2 separate regions of the Homo sapiens genome follow, and region 2 is linked to region 1. Evidence: chromatin loops called from intact Hi-C (ENCODE). Cell type or tissue: heart right ventricle. All regions are shown on one strand. Each heading gives the region's core, and the rest is flanking DNA. Links, peaks and the distances in the headings are about the cores only. Region 1 overlaps CLSTN2 (calsyntenin 2). Region 2 overlaps COPB2-DT (COPB2 divergent transcript).

What was found. Hi-C counts contacts between places; a loop is a spot of excess contacts. Peaks named below come from ENCODE experiments on the same cell type or tissue, not always from the same donor. Only the 100,000 strongest peaks of a DNase experiment are listed, where the experiment ranks them.
Region 2: it touches region 1 in a loop (4-fold over the local background); 5 of 110 quality-filtered maps call a loop at or near these places.

The regions. Positions count from the first base shown.
Region 1 is chr3:140,047,109-140,055,446 of GRCh38, reverse strand. The region is part of intron 1 of CLSTN2 (calsyntenin 2); the gene reads right to left. Among named protein-coding and RNA genes, the nearest start is that of CLSTN2, 120 kb to the right of the region's middle. In heart right ventricle, for the core only: a CTCF peak has its summit at 3,900 (motif pointing right); a DNase peak (open chromatin) is centred at 3,909.
Region 2 is chr3:139,430,668-139,439,005 of GRCh38, reverse strand. All of the region lies in intron 3 of COPB2-DT (COPB2 divergent transcript), which reads right to left. Among named protein-coding and RNA genes, the nearest start is that of RBP2, 42 kb to the left of the region's middle. In heart right ventricle, for the core only: no CTCF peak of the experiment used is centred there; a DNase peak (open chromatin) is centred at 4,134.

The DNA.
Region 1 (8,338 bases), core at 74-8,073:
TTTTGAAATCTAAGCACTTCTTCCAACAAGCTTTCTCCCAAGAACACATGTTCTTTTCTACCTCCAAAGATCTGCTTAAATGCTGCAATCTGGAAAGATAAACATAAGGTGTTTGCTGTGTGGTGGTGGCTCAAAATCAGGTGAAAATCCTAGGCTTCCTCAAGGGAGAGGCAGGCCCCTCCAGGCCAGAGTTTAAGCAAACAAGATAAGCAGAGTAAGAAAATGGTTTCTGGACACTGCCATCCATCTCTGGAAAGTCTTAGATAGGAAGCAGCAGGTGATGAAATGGAATGAAATTCTGAGGAAAAAAAGAGAGATGAAAATGAAAGTTTTACACATCACTGAGCTGCTTTCCTATCTAGAAGGAAAATCCAACATTAATAAAACAGAAAACCTTCAACAAAATCAAAGCCAATTTTCCTGTCAAGTTCAGAAACAACAATATATAAGCCTGCAGGCATATCCCAGGTGTATTCCATAAATAGTCAGGTTTCTGAGAAGTTGGGTGGAAATCAAATTTGGGTGACCTTGTCCCCATTACCAAAATGAGGGAGATGGACCTTTGTTGCTACAGAATCCGATAGGCATAGTGCCTCTTATGACATCAGCTTTAAGTTTTTCTCCCAAACTCCCTTCTCCTTTTTCCTACCCCAAAAAGTCTACCTTTGATAAACAGTTAACAGTAGTCAACAGACTCTGGTTGACCTCCTCTAATGAATTTGTCTATGATCACATACACCCCCTACAAACTCATATGCAGTGGCTTGTCCTATACATGGCCCACTGCATTCTATTAGTCAAAAGGTGAAGATCTTGTCTCCTCACTTGGCTAGCAGGTAAGGGTCCCTGGCAGAAATGGGAAGCAGGAGAGTGTATAAGTCAGTGGGTATGTGGGTGGCTATAAGCAAAGCCTGTGGCCAGATAGATCTAGGTTTACAAGTCATCTCCACCCCTTACTGACCGCGTGGTCTTGGACAAATTATTTACCTTCAATGCTACAAAATAGTTCACATTTTTTTTTCACAGATATCTGCATATGGACAGCTTTGAGCATTTCTTTTCAACCTGGTGCTGCTAGAATGGCACTATCATTGAGGTTTCAGCAACTATCAAAGGGAGAAAAAAAGTGCCTGTTACTTAGGGTTAAGCAAACGCATCTTAAAAATGACAGTATAAGATTCTGGGCTTCAGGAAGGTACTTGATAAATGCCCAGCCTCCTTGCTATTCTCCACCCTCCCCAAATGTGACCCATTCTTGAAGTCCTAGTTCAAGCTCACCTCCTCCAGAAAGCCTTCCCTGACCAAGAACCTCCCCCTCCCACGAGCTCCATAGTACCTTTGGTCACCACCAGCCCCTTGTCTTTGGTCACTCACTGCTTGCCCTGTGAGAGTTAAACATCTGTGCATGCCAGGATTTCCCAGCCAGATGGTAGCTGCCCGAGGACCAGCTGTGATGACCCTCTTGTATTGGGCCCGAGTCTAACTCAGAGATGGCAACTGGCAAACATGTGCCTACAGACAAGTCATTCAAACACCAAAAGGGGCTTCAGTGAAAAAGGTTCCTTACATGTGTTGATACCTGACTATGTGCCAATCACTTCACATCACCCATCTCACTCCATCTCCACAATAACCCCCTGAGATAGGTGTTATTGATTCCATTTCACACATAATGAAACAGGCTTATGAAGGTGAGCTAGTAGCTTCACCAAAGCCTCACAGCTCAGGGGGCAGGAATGAAGGCAGATCTTTGGAGAAGGAAGAGAAGACAGAAATAAGAGAGAGAGGAGGGAGATGAGGGAATGGGGAAGACAGAGAGCAGACAGTCAAACGTGAAAAGCAAAAGTAAATTCTTGTCAGTTGAGCTCCTGTTGCGAGCTGGCTCCTGGGCAGTCCTCCACACACATCCCTTCTCTTAACACTCACCACCACGCTGCATCTGGTGCCTTTGCAGCTGCTGTACACTTTTGTTAATCGTGCCCAATGAAAGCTAGTGAGACAGTAGCTGTGACTCTGACCTCTGTCCCCACCCAGCTGACCAGCGAGTTTATCCTCAGACACAATCCAGTAACTCCGGAGAACCAGAATTGGAACTAGATTGCTTTCCTCTAATAAAATTTACGGTGTATACAAATTCAATTACATCATCCTGTGTGCTGGTGGTGGCTGAAGGGGCCAAGGTCACTTACACACATTCATCACCAGGGTGTGAAGAGCCAGAAGCGTGAAATTACCTCCCATCCAGAGTCCAGAGGATGGCAGGAGCTCAGCAGAGGCTGCTGACTGTGAGGAGTGGCCCTCAGGCAGGAGGATGCTTGTGTTCAGGCTTCATGTCCTCCCTCACCCGAGAATGACAGGGAGCCCAAAGGGATGCATGGGAGGCCTGACTGCCAGCGCCATCCAGAGAAGGGCTCTGTGCTCACCCCTGCAGGCTCGTGGTTGGCTGTGCTGTCTTGATGAGAGCTGTGTCTGTCCCTACAAACAGCCTGCTTCTGCCCTGCATGGGGGAGAAACAATGTGCTGCAACCACACCCAAGGTTTGCTATTAAATCCTCACTATATACATGTGGGGCTGCCAGAGAAGGAAGGCTCAGGAAGGTTAGGTAATGTGCCCAAGACCACACAGCCTGTGAATAGGCATGCTTGCTTGGAACCCAGGTTTGTTGGGCTCCAGAGCCCATGTCAAAAATGAGTTTTTTCACGTATCAGCTGGGCAGAGTTGGTTTTCTGAGGAGAAGAATGAAAGGGCTACGCTTCAAAAGAGAAGCTCAGAGAGGCCAACTCTTACCTCAGGGGGCATTTCCAATCCGACTTTGTGGTGGTGGGAGACACAGCTGGTTACAAATAAATATTTTAAGCAAGTGCTCCTTTCCTGCCTTCCCCCAGGGTTATGATCCAGCAAGGCTGCTAAACAGAGGCCTATGAGAATAAACCTAGAATCAGGGTGGGGAGCAGGTGTGGACCCTGGGATCATTTAATAACAGAAATATTGGCCAGGTGCGGTGGCTTATGCCTGTAATCTCAGCACTTTGGGAGGCCGAGGCAGGTGGATCACTAGGTCAGGAGTTAGAGGCCAGCCTGGCCAATACGGTAAAACCCTGTCTTACTAAAAATACAAAAATTAGCTGGTTTTGGTGGCGTGCGCCTGTAGTCCCAGCTACTCGGGAGGCTGAGGCAGAAGAATCGCTTGAACCCAGGAGGTGGAGGTTGCAGTGAGCTGAGATCATGCCATTACACTCCAGCCTGGGCGACAGAGCGAGACTCTGTCTCAAAATATAAATAAATAAATAATAACAGAAATATTTTGAGAAAAAGAAGAGCCCACTGCACAGACTCAGCCAGCCAGGCCTGGAGAAAGATAAACAGATTTCAATTCTACATCCACTCTGGACCAATTGATCTCAAACAAGTCACTTAAACTATCTGAGTCTTCGCTTTCACTAAGGCCATGCTTCTCAAAGTGGGGTTCCCAGACCAGCAGCTCAGCCTGCCCTGCAAACTTCTTAAAATGCAAGATTCTCAGGCTCTGCCCCAGATCACCTGCATCAGCAACTGTGGGGTGGGGGCCACGTGATCTGTTTTGCCAGCCCCTCCAGGTGGTTTCCATGTCCCTGCTCTAAGGTGTAGTGCTTTGTGGCTGCATATTGAAATCACCTGGAGGGATTTTACAACAATCCCAGAATCCAAGCCACATTCCAGACCAATGACACCACCATCTCTGATATGAATGATGTGGAACCCAGCCTCAATAGTGTTTTGAGGCTTCCCAGGTGATTCCAGATGTAGCCCGGTTGAGAACCACTGTTCTCTGGAAGTAACAACACAGTCCTCACAGGGAGTAGAATGAGACAACAGATGGAGAAACACGCGTGTGAATAATCCCTCCTCCTGGCCCCTTGCAGCCAGCAGACGGCACTATTGCTCCTCCCTATCCTTTTGCCTGTTCAGCAGAGCCCAAAAAGGGTGCAGGCGGGGTAAGAATAAGGAGAGAGATGTTTAGGAAGATGTGCAGCGACCATGCTGAGGATGGAACGGGAATGGACTGAAGGCAGGAAGGGTTTCAGCAATGATTTTAATGGGCTCCATAAAAGTCTGTAATATTTTACCCAAGTGTGATTGTTTCTCATTTATCAGAAACAGTCCTGAAGGTCTGCAAACTTGTGCAAATTACACATCCCACAAGATTGATGGCTTCTCCAGACAGCCTCTCTCTGATGCAATTTGCTGTTTAAACCCCAGTTCTACCAAAGACCTTGAAGCTGTTCACACGATCAGCGAAGCCTGAGCTGTGAATGGGCATTGGAAGCCCTGTTTCCTGTTCCCTTGGAGCTGAGGGAGGCCCCAAGGATGGGCAGGGGAGAGGGAGTGGGCAGGCCAGCCCCCGGGCCCAGCCAGGGAATGTTAGACGCTGTGTTCAATCCAGGACAGCCCCCAAATGTGCCCTTTGTGTGTTCTTTTGTTGTTCAAAAGCTGTGTTTCTTTCTTTGTATTGAAACCTTCCATCCTTGTTTACCCCTGTTTAGCCTTCAAAACCCCAACAGTAACAATAAAAATAGCAAGGAGGCACCCACTCAGCACCAGACCCAGCATTGCACCCTGTAGAATATCTTCTTTTGTCTAAACCAAAAGCATGTGAACTTGCTATTTTCCCATCTTGCCCTTCATATCCATCCTCCACTACCCTTCTCTCTTCTGTGCCCTGGGAGGCTGACCTCTATGGACTGCTTCATCCAAGCTCCCTCTCCTTGTCTGGCTGGGTTTGACAAAACAGCAAAAAACTGAAGGGCAGGAGGAACAAAAGGTTAGAGTATTTGTTCCTCTGACTTCCTCTCTGCTGGGTCCCAGTTTGGTCTCCTGTTCTTCAACAGAGGGTCACAATTCCTATGGGCTGGCCTCACTCCTACAGCTGCAGCTCTTCGGCTGGCCCACTAACTGCTCCTGGTAATTCTCTTTCCACTTCTCCTTCAGCCTGGGGATGGTCATGGCTTCCATGATGCTAGCCCTGAATATTTCACTATCCCTTTCTGGTATCCCTTAACATTGCTACATCTCTGAACTATGTGAAATTGCCGTGTGTGTAGGTCAAATAGTAGTGATTTCATATGGCTCAACATAGTAAACATCCTTTCTCCAATGGTCTCTCATCACCTGCTCTGAGCAAGCTTTTGTTTCCTGTTCAACTCACACAGCAGGCTTGGAGAGATGGCGTTGACCCCTGTTCCCAGGTGAGAAACAGAGACTCAAAAAGCTTTGTGGATTTGCTCAAGATTATCTAATGTATGGTTGAAAAAATAATAGCAATAACAAGCTGAGAATATACTGTGTGCCAGGCACTGTGTAAGCAGTTTCTACAGATTAACTCATGTAATCCTTGATACTCTGAGATAGGGACTGCTGTTACACAGATTTTATCAATGAAGAAATCAAGACCCTGGTAGCTAATCCAGGTACCTTCCTTTGGTTAAACCCAGCCAGAAGCAAGAGAGAAGGTGAACTCAGATGAAGCAAGTCGGTAGAGGTCAGGATCCTGGGGCCCAAAACAGAATAGAGAAAGTAGAGAAGAGATCTGGAGGGACAAGACAGGATAAAACAAGCTTCCATGCTTTTGATTAAAATAAAAGGAGATATGCTAGCTAAGGGCTCCACACTGTGATCACCTTTTGAGGGGTCACTGGGATCACCACTGTCTTGAGGCCTTGTGCTGGGGCAGAGCTCGCCTCTCCTTCCCATGACCCTGTTAAGTTCATGTTCAGCCACTGGGATCCTGATGTGTGTCTCTTGAAGCAACGTGGTCAAAAGGAAACTTTTGAGCCAGACAGATCATGGCCCAGCTTAGGCACTCTCTATGCAGAAGGTGTCTATGGACAACCCCACCTGGCCTCATTGCTCATGTGTGTCAGCCCCAGTACTGGAGGTAATAGTCCCCCCTCAGGGAGGCTGAGAAGAGAAAATAAAGATGGCCTGGGTAAAATGTGTAGTCCCTAATAAGCATTTAATAAATGGCTGGTTCTGTTCCCTCATTCCGGAAATAATATTTCTAATCTAAAGATTATAATTGGTGATTTAAGAAGGGAGACTAATACTGTTTATCACACTTTGATTTTTCTGCAACTGGGGTTAGAAAAACTCTCCTTAAAAGATGGTTTTCTTGATTTTACTGTTAAATTTCAGGATTTCCTTGGCAACAGCTTTCAGGAAGACGAAGAAGTCAGTCAGAGGCCACCCAAAGGGGAAAGACGTGAAGGTGATTTATTCCACTCCAGAGCTGGCCCTCTTCAGGGATGCTGGTCAGTGTATCCTCAATGGAGATGCCGTCTGTGCCTTAGATAGAATTAACTCCCCATGCTTGCCCAGTCCCTTCAATTGTTTCTCTGGCTCAAACTCAAGTTCCAGCCAGTGCTGCCTGCATGGGCCTCCTCCAAGAGATGGGGGGAGGGGGTGTGCAAAGACCAGCACAAACAGGTGCTCATTGGGGCCACCTAGAGCAGTGCCGCTGGTCAAATCGGGAGGGAATGGAGGTAGTGAAGCAGCAGGGACTGGAGAACAGGAAGTGAGAGTCTGGGAGAGCTGGAGGCATGGGCAGGATTTGAGTTTGGTCTTTCCCTCTGGGTGTGGTGGGCCTGGTGGGATCAACTGTGGCAGCTGGAGGGCTGTGGCCTCAGTACAAGTGCACCTGGAATTTACAGGGTCGTTCTCCAGCTTGCCCTGAGGCTTTTAACACAGGCCCACTGCCCCCCACTCCCCCCAGTAAGGAAGCCGACATTACCTGCCCCAGGTCACACCCAGCTCTTCTACTCTCTAGCTATATGACCCTAGGCAATCTATCTAATCTCTCTTTGCCTCAGTTTCTTTATTTGTAAAATGGTGATGATAGTAAGAATATCTACCCAATAGGGCTGTTGTGAGGTCTAAATTAATGTGTATAAAGAATGTGGACAATGCCTGGCCCCCGAGGAGCAAGCACTACTTTGGGTCAGCTACCATTGCTGTTAGCAAGAAGGTGGTCAACTCTGAGAGTCATTCAGTATGTAGGCAGGACTTAAGGAAATCTGAATCTCAGTACAGCCCACCACCAGTTGTTGGTTAGTGCCAGAAATCTCACTGGAGATCTTTATTCATCCACTCATTCAACTATGACCTAGGCTGTATTTCCCAAGATATGGTCCATGCACAACTGTGGTATATAATTTGACAGTAGGGTTTACACTAGAGATTGTTTTAATTTTAATAGCCGTGCATTTAAAAAGTTTTTCTCATATCAATATTTAAGGCAAGAAATATCAGCTTCCATTTAAATAATGACAACATTTTAGATAAATTTATGCCCATTTTGATCACAATTTTCAGCCATATTCCTTCCTCCTCCTTTCTCCCCTCAGTCATATGGGAACAATATTCTTCTGGTCATTTTTTAATATTTCATATTTTAACTTTAATAGCCATGCATTTATTTCCTTGTGTCATTATTTAAGGCAAGTAATGATCATTTCCCATTTATAGCGTTAACGTATTGCTATGGTTTGACTACTTGGCCACTTCAAAACTCATGTTGAAACTTAATCTCTATTGTGGCAGCATTGAGAGGTGAGGCCTTTAAAAGGTGATTGGGTCATAAGGGCAGAGCCCAATTCATAGAGTAATGGATTAATGTGTTAACGAACTAATGGGTTATGGTGGGAACAGGAGTGGTGGCTTTACAAGAAGAGGAAGAGAGACCTGAGCTAGCATGCTCAGCCTCGTCACCACGGGATGCCCTGCACTACCTGCGGACTCCACAGAGAGTCCCCACCAGTGAGAAGATCCTTACCAGATGTGACCCCTCAACCTTGGGCTTCTCAGCTTCTATAACTGTAAGAAATAAATTCCCTTCTTTATAAATTAACCAGTTTCAGGAATTCTATTACAAGCAACAGAAAATGAACTAAGACACATAGAGTTTCCTTCCTAAATTAATTTACATTAGAAGTTAAAATAAAATATTATATAAATAAAAAGCACAGATAGAATATTATATGGCAGTTAGAAATAATAAACTTTATATACCAACACAGATAGTTAAGACACATGGATGAATGAAAAAGAAAGTTGTAAGGCCATATATATGTTGTATATCATTTGTGGGAAACTAAAATGTACTCACTATATTACTATTAGGATTTCTTATTACTATATGTATTTACTCTGTAAAGATACACAAAATTGACTACAAGGTGGTGTTTCCCATGGGAAGTGAAGCAGAAAGAGAAGAGAAAGGAATATAGCTCAGATTGATGTGTGGCCCCTTTGTAGGGCACATAAGTTTACTAAAGGTTTTAATTTCTTTTTTATTTTTAAAGGA
Region 2 (8,338 bases), core at 286-8,285, 620 kb after region 1:
ATTAGAAAGTGCAGGTATAATTCCTTCTTTTTTCAACACTGTGTGGTATTCCACTTTTTAAATTTCCAACGAATCCCTGACTGTATACATTATTTTTGCTATTACAAACAACAGAACATCCTTTAAAATATATAGTTTTTGTCTGTTTGTTTCTTATGTATCTGTGATTATCTCCCTAATCATTAATTCCCAAAAGCAGTGAGTTAACCAAAAATCTAAGACCTTTGCTTTCTCTTCTTTTTCTTTCATTGCTATAAAAATCGGAACAAAAACCAGCTGCCTCAAAATGACCAGAGGAGATTTTCTCCTATTCCTTGGGGGACTTCTTCATCTATTCCTTACCTTCTACTTATTGCTTGCTTTCATATTTGTGATTCATACCTTTTTATTTTGCTCATTATAGTGTAGGTGGCTCTGAAAAAACTTCCTTTATGGACTCCATCCTACTGTTCCTAAAGGCTGTTTGTCTTCTCCAGCTTCTAGAGGCTGGGGTAATTCAAGTCTATCCAATTTTTTGTAGCCTCAGGGTACAGTAGGGAGGAGAAGAACTCATTTGTAAGTGACATGAAGCCTGAAGGACTTTGCCTCTCTCTCTACTGGGATTTTAATAAAGTCCACAGGCAGCTCCCCTGAGGCTTTATAATGGTCCCTCCATTCAGGAAAAGAACTCAAGGACCAGTGAGCCCTATATCCACTGTGGCCTTTCTAGAATAGTTAGGGGCTTTTATTTAAGCCTTTTTGTTTTGTTTTGTTTTTTAATTTTCTACAGAATGCCTGTTCATTGCCTACTGTTGCCAGATTTAGCCATCATCATCAATATTATCATCATCTTCATCCCAGGACACCCAGTTACATTTGAATTTCAGAAAGACAAAAAAAAATATTTTAGTATATTTATGTCCCAAATACTGCATAAGGCATCCCCTAAACTCATTGTTTATCTGAAATTCAAATTTGACTACATATCCTGTGTCTAAGCTGGCAGTCTTACCTCAGTTCCTTTCTCTCCAGATTAGGACATAGTCATGTGAATTCTCAGAAGTTTTTTCACTTACCTTCTTCCATCAGAATAGCTTATTGGAAACTTTTACGGGTCATGGTAAGTCAAGCTAGACTTCATTTTATTATTCGATCGCCACTTTTTGAACTTCCTAGCATGAAGTTGTACCCCTTTCCTTGACTGGCTGCTGCTGGGGTGGGGGGTGAGGGTGGGGCTGGAGGACAGGAGCTGGCTTAATTTTTTTTATTATTGTTTAAATTCTTTAATTAAGTACTCCTGAAGGGCAAATGTGCAATCTAACTTCATTCTCTATCCAAAGCTCAGAAACTCCATTATGTATTGGAGTTTTTTGAAAATGTAATAGGGAGATCTAATCCATAACCCCTAACAAATCTCCTTGAAAATCTATTTTCTCTTCTACCTAAATCTCGTATACTCCACTCTCACTGATGCCCTTCACTGGCTAAAGGCCCTCAAAATTCTCTCTACTCCCAGCCATCTCAACATTTTCTCCCCTCATCTCCTCCCTTCCTTCTCTTAAATCTTTATTCTACAGACTGACTTCCTTCCCTAAAGTCTAAGTTCTTCCTCTCTTTCTTCTTTCTTTTCTACTTTCTTGTCCTTCTCTACTCAATTAGTTCTTCAGAAACAACTTCAAACTTGCCTGGTGTGGGGTGGGGTAGAGAGGAATTGAGGTAGGGATAGAATTGAAGCAGGTGGAAAATTGGTGGGTATTCTCATTGGTGGACTGAGGGAGGGAAATGTCTTTGAAATCTTTTATGCTAATAATTGATCATGGATATCCCATCTCATATCTCAGTGGTGGACTTCACAGTTAAAGGGTTCAAAGTCACATAGCTAGTCAGGGGCATAGCTTAAACCCAGATCTCTGGATTCCAAAGCCTGGGCACCTTTTATTTCATGCTGCTGCTTTTCTCACATTTTAGACATACACTGTAGTAGAGATATTAATTTAACATTCACTACCTAATGGTAGGCACAGTGGTCATGGTGATGGATTCCCCAACATCTAGTCCTCCCTCTAGTATTAATTTGCTAGGGTTGTCATAACAAAGTACCACAAAGTGGGTGGCTTAAACAATAGAACTGTATGGTCTCACAGTTCTAGAAGATAGAAGTCCAAGATCAAGTTGTTGGCAGGATTGGTTCCTTCTAAGCGCTGTGAGGGAAAACCTGTTCCATGCTGCTTTCCAGGATTTGTCATTCCTTGGCTTCTGCTGTATCACCCCAAACTCTGCCTTCATATTCCCTGTTCTCCCTGAATGAGTCTCTGAATTTGCCCTCTGTATAATGACACCAGTCACAGTAGATTAGGGGTCCACGCTACCTCATTATGACCTCATCTTAACTAATAACAACTGCAATGAGTCTATTTCTGACGAAGCTCACATTCTGAGGTACTGGGGGTTAGGAATTGAAATATGAATTTTGTGGAGGAAAACAATTCAACCCATAGCAGCCACAAGAGATTGACATAAACCAATTATGTTCTTCTCTTCTTGCTAGTCACTGGTTTAGAAGTGGGCATGTAATTTAGGAATAACCAATGAGACTTGAGTGGAAGTCTTCCAGAATCTCATAGGAAAGCCTTCCTGGGTCCTAAAGAGTTACACAAATAGGCTTCTTTCTCAAAACACTGTCAAGTCTGGGTGTGACATCTAGAACTGCTACAGCCATAAGGTCCCCATCCTCAGGATAAACCAATACGGAGATGCACATAGAACAGAGAGAATCACAGAGCAGCCAAGTCCCCCGATAATGTTTTCCAGATGCCCCCACCTGTGGAATTCTTATCATGTTAACTAATATGTTTCCCTATTTCTTAAGCCAATTTGAGTCAGAATCTTCTGTTATCTGTGACCAAAAGCATTCTAAGTGATATCAACTAAAAAGACACTACTAAGTAGGTAAAGTATAAATACTGTTCAAAATTCATTCAGCCCTTCAGCTTTAAAATGATACAAACCATAATGATTGGCATTATTTCAAATTTAGTACATGAAGTGAGACTGATTAACATATCATGTGATACCATTTTAAATTTTCTTAGCTCGAATTTGCAACAACAGAAAAAGCACAGTTTGTTTTCTAACTCGAGTGTGCATCAGCCTTACCTAGGAGGCTTATTGAAACAGATTGCTGAGCCTCACCTACAGAGTTTCTGATTTAGGAGATCCAAGGTGAAGCCTGAGAATTTCCATTTCTAACCAGTTTCCAGATACTGCTGGTCAGCATACTACACTTTGAGAACTTCTGCGATACTAAAATAAACCTTTGTATTGCCAAAACAGCCTGGGATATGTGATCCTTGTCTGCGTGCAGGGTCTTAAAAACAACTGTAAAATTGATCATCATTACGGAGTATATACCACATACAGACCACTGCACTGAATGTTTTGCATTCCTTTAGTGACTTGTCACACTGACTCCTTGAGGTGGGTTTACCAATCTCCTATAGATGGGGAAACCGAGGCACAAGAGCTAAGTTACTCATCTAAGGGAAAGAACCATGATCCAGTCCCAGGCCTGTGTGACTACATGGTCTTTTACAAAATATTTGCCCATCAGAGACAAAATACTGGTCTAGCTAGAACTCAGGTTGATGCAGCAGGACAACTGGGAAATTACTGTGTACTGCAGCTTGAAGAAAAAGGGCATCTCTGGCTGAAATCAATCACCCTCAGCCTGGGAGGTGAGTGGCTCTTCGCTGGCTCTTTCCCCTGGGGCAGCTCAGCCTTCTGCTGGAAGAATCTGCCTTGGAGGAGAAAGCCATAGGGCTGACAGCGGTGCTCTGCCATTTCCTCCCCCACGCAGTGGGTGCTGCTGGCCTGTGGAGACCTGTGCTGCCAGCCACGCCCCATGCCTCCTGATTGTGCTTTGCCTCTCGCTGCCATACAAGTCAGGGCTGGCACCTCATTTTCCGCTGCAGAGACAAGGCATTGCCTCCTGGAGGCCAGAGGGAGGACAGGAGGAAATCCAGGGAAGCAGACCCTTTCAGTGTCTGGTGAGTCCCAGGATCTGAACCACTCCCTGAATGGGCAGTTTATTCTCATGTGAAATGTCTTAATCATCACAAGGAATACAGACAAGGAAGGCAAGCATGCTGGATTCCTCACTCAGCAAAACAACCCCAATTGTGCAACTCCTCCAAGAAGGCAGCTGAGGAGTTACTTCCTGTTGTTGTTGTTTTCATTGCTCTGGCATTTAAGCCTGACAGAAATCATAAGACATTATTCCTTGAAGAAGCTGGGATATAGCAACAGGTCACTATTCGTTGGAAGCTATTGATAAACCTGATGTGCCAAGGGAGAGCAGAGATTGGCACCTCTGGCTAAAAACATTTGGGGACTGGACCCTGAGAAATGATTTTCCTTCAAGAAAGGACAGTGCCCCCACCCACCTGACAAAACTTTGCTGGGTAGAGGGTTGTGCAGGGAGGTAGGGGGAACAGGAACCACCTTGACTTCATCATCTTTCTCCTCCCAATACACTCTTCCCTAAGGCCCTCTTTCCACTGAGGAATGGACCACAGACTCAGGCCCAAGGTCTTAGAGGATCTTACTCCTCCCACAAATTTCCATATGCAACTGCTTGTTAAACTCTGCTGATTTGTCATTTCTGGGTGGGAGTCCTTGAATGAATGAGCTGAAATTGGTACCCATAGCAATTATCTGACCCAAGCTCTTCACTTTAAAGAAGACTCCCAGGAAAGGAAGTTAACTTGCCCAAGATCACATGAAATGGTTACGGCTAAGCTATGCCAAAGAAAGACCCCACTGAGGGCTGGTGCTGGGAAGAAGCTGGCTAGGGGACACATCTGACCCAGCTTAGGTTTGTGCCTACATTTCCTAAAGAAGTGAGGCAGAGGGGAGGAGCGACACACATGTCAATGAGGGTTAAGGGGAAGAAACCAACTGGGAAGGAAATTAATCTTCATAGAGTTCTACTTCAGTTCTGGGAGCTGAGGTACTACAAGCTCAGCTTACCTCTCACTCTCCTTAGGACCAGATTTTTAACCCTATTTTACTAATGAGAAAATTGAAGCCCATAGAGGTTAAGTAATTTGCCCAATACTACATAGTTTATACCCAACAGAGCCAGAATGAAAAGCCAGGTCTCTGTACAATTCTCTTAGGTTCACACCTCCTTCTCTAATCAACTCCCAACCCCACACCCCATAAGGTCAAGCCAGGATAACCAAACCAACCTCCTACCAGGTACCCCACCTTGGAAATCTCTGCAAGTCAGGCCACCTCTACATCACCACTAGATTGTTTTTCTCAGAACCCCCTTATTTAAAATAGTCAGAATGTTGTATAGGTAGAAGTAGGTAATATGTAGACTTTTGTGTCTGCCTTCTTTCACTTACTATAATGTTTTTGATAGTCCTCCATGATTTTGTTCACTCCTTTTTTTTTTTTAACTGAGTAGCATTGCATTGTATAGACACAGTATAGTTTGTTTATCCATTCACCAGCTGATGGGCATTTGGGTTGCCTCAAAGTTTTTGGTTATTATGAATAAAGCTATAAACATTCCCATCCAAGTCTCTGTGGACATATATTTTCACTTCTCTTGAGTAAATACTTAGAAGTGGAATTGCTAAAAATTACATTAAGTATATGCTTAACTTTATAAGAAACTGCCAAACTGTTTACCAAAGTGGCCTTACTATTTTGCATTCCTGCCAACAGTGTATGAAAGTTCCAGCTGCTCCATATCTTTGTCAACACTTGGTCTTGTCTTTTAAATTTTAGTCATCTAATGAATATGTGGTGATGTTTCATTGTGGATTTTTTGTTGTTATTGTTTTTTTGTTGTTTTATTTAGTTTTTTTTTTTTGAGATGGAGTCTCTCTCTGTCTCCCAGGCTGGAGTGCAGTGGCGTGATCTCAGCTCACTGCAACCTCCACCTCCCAGGTTGAAGTAATTCTCCTGCCTCAGCCTCCCAAGTAGCTGGGACTACAGGTGTGTGCCAGCACACCTGGCTAATTTTTGTGTTTTTAGTACAGACAGAGTTTCACCATGTTTGCCAGGCTGTTCTCAAATTCCTGACCTCAGGTGATCTGCCCACCTTGGCCTCCTAAAGTGCTGGGATTACAGGCGTGAGCCACTGCACCCAGCCTTCACTGTGGTTCTAACTAATGATGTTGAGCAATTTTTTACGTATGTATTTGCCATCTGAATATGTTCTTTAGTGAAGTGTCTGTTCAAATCTTTTACCCATTTTTTAATTTGGGTTGCCTTCTTATTACTGAGTTGTAAGAATTCTTTCATATATTCTAGATATAAGTTCTTTGTTGGACATATATTTTGCAAACATTTTCTACCAGTCTAGAGCTTGCCTTCTCATTTTCTTAATGATGACTTTTGAAGACACTGTCTTTTGATGAACTCCAATTTAATAAATTTTTTATTTTATAACTCATCCTTTTTGTATCCTATTTTAGAAATCTTTGTCTAACCCAAGATCACTAAGACTTTTTCCCATCTTTTCTTCTATAAGCTTTACAGTTGGCTCTTACATTTAGGTCTATGATCTATTTAATTTTTATATGTTGTGTGACAAAAAGGTCAAGTTCTATACTTTTGCATAAAGATCTCCAATTACCAACCCTTCTATTTTTTGAGGCTCCCCATACACTTTAAAAACAAAGTAAGTTATGCCAAAACAGAATTTTTAAATATTGTGACATACTTTAAATGTTCACAGTTAATACATTAATTCTCTTAACCCAAAATTATGAAGGAACACTGATTGTATATTCAATCTCATTTGCTAAAATTATCTTACCATTTTTGGAGACAGAGCCCACCCCCACCTGCCCTGCAAGATCCCCAACTCTGCTTCCTTGAGGTAACTTTCTCTGCATTCTCCAATAGGGCTGAATTGCCTGCAGGGGCTCACAAGATGGCCCTTGGTACTTAACACAACAGCTACTGCTTGTGGTGGGCCTATTGCTTTACATGTAGGTGTTACACACAAAAATATTACATAACATGTACAAATGTAACATATGATTCTCACAACAAATAACATATTACTATCCTTATTTTACAGTTGAGGAAACTAGGCCCAGAAGTTTTAAGTGCTTTGCCCAAGACCACTAAATGAGGAAAAAGTAAAGAAGCTGGGACTTAAGCCCAGCTATGCAGGGGCTGGAGCCCTACTGTCCACACCTGACCATCTTCTACAGATCCAGGCTTAATACCCATTATACTGCTCCTGTGAGTTCCTGAACTCTGGGTTGTGTGACCATTTCAGTTGGATGGAACTGGCCTTTGTCATTTTTATGGAAATAAAAGAAGGGAGGTTTTCCTCAATAAATAGAGGATATAAAATAAGATTATAGGAATAATTTTTCCTCAGGCTTTTCATTTTAAAAAATTTCAAAGATACAGAATGCTGAAAGAGGAACACTTATATCATACATCTAGATTTAATAACTGTTAACATTTTGCCACATTTACTGTACTCAGTAGACTACACATTTTTCAGAATTATTTGAGAATAAGTTGCAGACATCAGTACACCTCACCCCTAAACACTTAAACACGTATCTCCTAAAAGCAAGGATATTCTCCTACAGAATGGTAATACCTAAGAAAGGGCAATACTTACATACTTTAGTCATACTAAATACTTTAATAATACTAATTATTAAATACTACTACAATAATAATACTACTAATAATAAAGTAATACTTAAGAAAATTAATAATTCCTAGTTTATAATATCCAGTTTAAATTCAAATATCCTTGATTGTCTCTAAAATGACTTTTTGAAAAGAAGCAGGATCCCATCAGAGATTGACACTTTGTCAATCTGTATAAGGACACCAGTCATAGTAGATTAGGGGTCCACCCTACCTCATTACAACCTCATCTTAACTAATAACATTTGCAATGACTCTATTTCTGAAGAAGCTCACACTCTGAGCTACTGGGGGTTAGGACTTAAACATGAATTTTGAAGAGGGACATAATTGAGCCCATAGCAACTGCAAGAGATTGATATTGTTATGTCTCTTTAGCCTCTTTTAATTGACAACATCCTCACTACTTTTGTTTTATGTTTTTATGACATTGACTTTTTAAACAGTACAGGGCTATTTTCTTGTAAATAGTCCATATTCTGGATGTGTCTCATTGTTTCCTAGCCTCCTAGCCTGTCAGTGACTGGCTGAGCCCAGGGAAGCAGAGCAGGGAGGAATTATGTGAATTTCATGGTAAATAAAAGTTGTGATGTGTGGAGAGGCAGAATGGTGCCTTGGCAGAGAGCAGGACAAGCATTCAGGAGACCTGGCTTCAAAGCCC